Linked DNA regions of Homo sapiens: region 1 is linked to region 2. A link is an interaction called in ENCODE POLR2A ChIA-PET data of the cell type or tissue named here. Cell type or tissue: B cell. All regions are shown on one strand.

What was found. ChIA-PET counts read pairs that join two places held together with the same protein. Peaks named below come from ENCODE experiments on the same cell type or tissue, not always from the same donor. Only the 100,000 strongest peaks of a DNase experiment are listed, where the experiment ranks them.
Region 1: POLR2A ChIA-PET joins it to region 2 with 9 read pairs; 5 of 35 experiments call an interaction of 5 or more read pairs at or near these places.

What each region holds. Positions count from the first base shown.
Region 1 is chr19:19,038,946-19,041,445 of GRCh38, reverse strand. All of the region lies in intron 2 of ARMC6 (armadillo repeat containing 6), which reads right to left. Among named protein-coding and RNA genes, the nearest start is that of ARMC6, 6.6 kb to the right of the region's middle. In B cell, no CTCF peak of the experiment used is centred here; a DNase peak (open chromatin) is centred at 1,305; H3K27ac peaks cover 2,125 bases.
Region 2 is chr19:19,159,384-19,161,883 of GRCh38, reverse strand. All of the region lies in intron 5 of BORCS8-MEF2B (BORCS8-MEF2B readthrough), which reads left to right. The region is part of intron 1 of MEF2B (myocyte enhancer factor 2B); the gene reads left to right. Among named protein-coding and RNA genes, the nearest start is that of MEF2B, 9.6 kb to the left of the region's middle. RefSeq lists a silencer at 936-1,265 and an enhancer at 511-1,486. In B cell, no CTCF peak of the experiment used is centred here; a DNase peak (open chromatin) is centred at 1,223; H3K4me3 peaks cover 1,035 bases; H3K27ac peaks cover 774 bases.

The sequences.
Region 1 (2,500 bases), 120 kb after region 2:
ACCCAGGAGGCAGAGGTTGCAGTGAGCCGAGATTGCACCACTGCACACCAGCCTGGGCAACAGAGCAAGATTCCGTCTCAAAAAAAAGTACATCCTATACCTCGATAAAGTTGAGAAAAAAAATCTCAGAACTCCTATATATGAAATGGGAATATCCATATAAACCCATCATGTGTTTTCTCTTAGGTAAACAAAGATCTAATTTTCTAGTCATAGCAACTAAAAATGCCTAGGAGAAATGACAGCACAGGAGCACTGAATACCTCTAACACCATGTATGGTTTCTACCATTTCCCACGAAAAGGAGCTGGGGCCAGGGCTAGGTGGCTCACTCCTGTAATCCCAGCACTTTGGGAGGCTGAGGCAGGAAGATGGCTTGAGGCCAGGAGTTCAACACTAGCCTGGACAACATGGGGAGGCCCTGTCTCTACATAAAATCTTTAAAAACAAGGAGCCAGGGCTTCTGGAGGAATGGCTGATTCCAAGTCCCAGCAGGTCATGGGGCAGGTAACGCTGGGGTCTTGTGAGACCAGGAAGCAAGGAAGCTTCCAAACCCTAAGGGATGCCTGGTAGCTACAGATGAGACAAGTGAGCATTAAAAAAAAATCCAGTACATATCAAAATCAAAATCTGGGCCAGGTGTGGTGGCTCACGTCTGTAATCCCAGCAATCAGGGAGACCGAGGTAGGAGAACCACTTGAGCACAGAGGCGGAGGTTGCAGTGAGCCGAGATCATGCCATTGCACTCCAGCCTGGCTGACAGTCAGACGATGTTGCAAAAAAAAAAAAAAGTCAAACTCTGTGCTTTCATAATACTAAAACAAATACAGCTCAGGCTTCTGAAAACTGGCCAAGAATCCAGCTCTTGGCAGGGAGTGGTGGCATGCTCTTGTACTCCCAGCTACTACTCAGGAGGCTGAGATGGGAGGATCACTTGAATCCAGGAGTTCAAGACCAGCCTGGCCAACGTAGCGAGACACTGTCTCTACAATAATTAGTAACAATTTTTTTAAAAAAAACCTAGCACTTAACCTGCCTCCCTTGTACAAATGAGTCCCAGGTTATAAAAAGAGGATGAGGAAAAGTTCTGCTTCCGATTCCAGCTGATCAGCTGTGACAGGAGAGAAACAGATAATGATCCCACAGGATCCAAAACCATCAGGTGTAAAACTGATGGGAGCCCAACAAGGGGTAGACAGGAACTCAGTCTACTGCTTGATCTCACATCATCAAGAGAAACCAGCAACACCTACCTCCTGAACAAGAACAAAATGCACCTGTGAAGTCATCGTGCCAAAATCTCAAACCCGAATCTGATCATGCATTCAGGGCACTTCCTGCTATGATGAAACGTTCTCTATCTGCACTGCCTAGTACAGAAGCCATTGGCCTCTGTGGCTATCACACAGCTGAAGTGTGGCAGTGTGGCTGAGGAACTGAGTGTGTAATTTTATTTCATTTTAATTTGTTAATGTAAATAGCCATGTGTGACGAGTGACTATGGTATTGCACAGCACAGCTCTGACACCTTAACCAACACCATGGGGATGTGATCTGCAAAATCCCTACTAGGGAAGAGAATGTCAACTAGAGGACAAACACCCAGAGTTTTCAACAAATAAATCACAAGAACAAAGAAAAGGAGACGGAGTCTACCAACAGATGAATGGATAAAATGGTCTGTGCGCATGGTGGTATATTACTCAGCCAGAGAAAGGAATGAGGTGCTGAAGCATGCTACAATGGAGATAGACCTCAAAAACATGATGTCTCGTCAAAGAAGCCAGACACGAAAAGCCTCATATTGCACGATTCCAATGACATGAAATATCCAGAACAGGCAAATCCACAGACACAAAAAGCAGACTGGGTGTTGCCAGGGACTGGAGGAGAGGGAATGGGGAGTAACTTCTAATGGGTATAGGGTTTCCTTCTGGGTGATGAAAACGTTCTTGAATTATAGTGATGATGGTTGTACAACTCTGTGAAAACGTAAAATCACTACATCAGGCCAGGCATGGTGGCTCACACCTGTGATCCCAGTGCTTTAGGAGGCCAAGGTGGGAGGACTGTTTCAAGTCTGGAGTTTGAGACCAGCAAGGACAACATAGTAAGGCCCCGTCTCTACAAAAAAATTTAAAAATATAGTCAGGTGTGGTGGCATTTGCGTGTGGTTGAAGTTACTCGGGAGGCTGAAGCAGGAGGATCATTTGAGCCCAGGAGTTCAAGGCTGCAGTGAGCTGTGACTGGGCCACTGCACTCCGGTCTGGATGACAGAGGGAGACCATGTCTCCAGAAGAAAAAAAAAAATTACTAAATCAAATGAGTGAATATTATGGTATGTAAATTATAGCTCAATTTCTTAAAGTGCTAATCTGTTTAAAAACAAAAAGAACTGAGCAATGACTTGTGCCTGTAATCTCAGCAACTTGGGAGGCTAAGGCGGGGGGATCACTCAAGCACAGGAGTTTGAGACCAGCCTGCGGCAACACAGTGAGAC
Region 2 (2,500 bases):
GGGAGCAGAGAACACGCCACTGCACTCCAGCCTGGGTGACAAAGTGAGACTCTGTCTCACAAAAAAAAAAAACAAAAAAGAAGAAAGCTAGAGTGTGGGTGGTATCACTGCAGGGATGGGGGGGCCCTACCTATGTAATGGGGGACCAGCATGGATTGGGGGGAGTCTGCATATGTTTGGAAGAGTCTGCATGCGTCTGGCGGGGGTCTCCACATTGTTCAGGGGAAAGGGGTCTGTGTGTATTTGCGGGACGGCCATGTGTTTAGGGAGATCTGTATGTGTCTGTGCATTTGGGGGATTGGCATGTGTTGGGGCATCTGGGTATGTCTGAGTGTTTTTGGGGTCTGTCTATGCAGAGGGAATAGGATGTGTTTTGGGGATGTGTGTGTTTGGAGAGCTGTGTGGGTTGGGGGGTTTGGCGTATCGTGAACTGCATGTATTTTGGGGACTTTCGCAGGAGGAATACTTGTGTATTTGGGGGATCTGTTGTTTCGGGCATCTGTGGATTTTCTGCGGCTCTGTTTGGGGGTCTCCGTGTGTGGGGAATATTTCTACCTCCCATTATGCCCATACAAGGATGGAGTGACCCCCAACCCCATCCGCCCCTGTCCCTCAGCACTCCACCAGGGACTTTTTGGGGCCCGCAATCTGAGCTGGGTTCCCCCAGGATGGAGAGGTGACCCCAAGGCCTTCTGAGAGGCATCAGGACCCATCGACCACAAATCCTCCCCGCATCTGTAAAGCACCTTACTGTGAAGCCCCTCCCCCCAGTTCAGCGAGGTGGCCCCTGCTGCCCCCTGACTTTCTGGAGGAGGAAACTGAGTTCCAGAGAAGCTCAGCAACAGGGGAGTCACTGCCCGAGCCCACCGTCTCCCCTGAGTCCCTGAGGGCAGGTGCGGGGCTCCAGGGACCGCTGTGAACTGAGCCAGGCCGCCAGGTCACCTACATGCCCCCCCACCTGGGTACCACCTCCCTAGGCCCCCGGGGAGGAGGCGGGCCCAGGGCTCTGGCTGGGGAGGGAGGGTCGCCTGCAGCTGGGGTCGGAGCCGCTGGAGCCCCCAGGAGAGGGGAGGAGGGGTCCTGGCTTTCCAAGGGGCTCTTCCTGTCGCCCATAATGAGGTACTTGGGGAGCAGGTGATGAAACCACAGCCTGGGTTGCGTGAGGCGGGGCGGCAGGCCTGATTCGCTGCAGGGGCCGGGAGCAGCGCCCCCTCCCCGCTTCACCGCCTCCCGCGGGCCCTCACCCCCACCCCCACCCAACCCACCTGCCTCTCACTTCTCCTTTCCCGGCCTGGGTTCCTCTGCCAAGCCGTGGCCTCCCTGCGGGCTCAGGGGTCTGGCGAAGTGACTCTGCAGCTCATCCCCCCAGTAAAGTCCCGCAGGGGTGCCAAGAAAGGGAACTTGACTTGTTCCTAATCTTTTCTCTTAAACCCCTCTGCAAAGCCTGTGAGGTTAGGATCCTGTGACCCATTTTATGGGGGAGGAAGCAGGTGACTGATGACAGTATTTCAAGGTGGTCTTGCAGGATGCTGTACTGACTCAGCGCCCCCAGTTCCAAGGCCCAGACCTTCTTCCTTTTGGTTTCCCAGAAGCCAGAAGAAAAGTTCAATAGAGGCCCCCGTGTGGTGGCTCACACCTGTAATCCCAGCACTTTGGGAGGCCAAAGCAGGCGGATCACTTGAGGTCAGGAGTTCGAGACCAGCCTGGCCAACATGCTGAAACCCCGCCTCTACCAAAAATATAAAAAATTAGCTGGGTGTGATGGTGTGCACCTGTAATCCCAGCTACTCGGGAGTCTGAGGCAGGACAATCGCTTAAACCTGGGAAGCAGTGGTTGCAGGGAGCCGAGATCACGCCACTGCACTCCAGCCTGGGCAACAGAGCGAGACTCCATCTCAAAAAAAAAAAAAAAAAAAGTTCAGTAGACCCCTGCTCCCTACCCTCTTCCCAGCTGGTGGGAGAAGGATTCTCACCCCCAATTAACAGGTAAGAGAACTGAGTCCTACCACGCAGAGAGGCCAGAGGGGAAGGGTCAGTGGAAGGGTGGGATTCCCTCCAGCACCCCATCTCCATTACTGGGGGGCTAAGGGGCCTCGCCAGGCTGGGGAGATGATAATCTATGGCTTGAAGGACTTCAGGGTAATGTTTGTTGATTGACTTAGTGACCACAGATACTGCCAGAAAGTTTCTGATGCTTCCGCACTCCTGAGCTCTTCTTTTGTCCTCCCAATTCCCCCTCACCCCCACATCGCTCAGGCCTGGGATCACCAGGCTCCTCTTCTATCCCAGGTCACCAGCACATCCTGCACCCTTTGGTCACCACTTCTGCCCAGGTGCCACCCCTGTCTCCATTCAAACTCTGTATTTCCCACTGGCCCAGCCTCTTCCTGTCACCTCACTCTAGCCTGAACAGACACTGCTCCCCACAGCAGCCATAAGCAGCAAGGAGCTTTTTTATTTTTAGAGACAGGGTCTTACTCTGTCACCCAGGCTGGAGTGC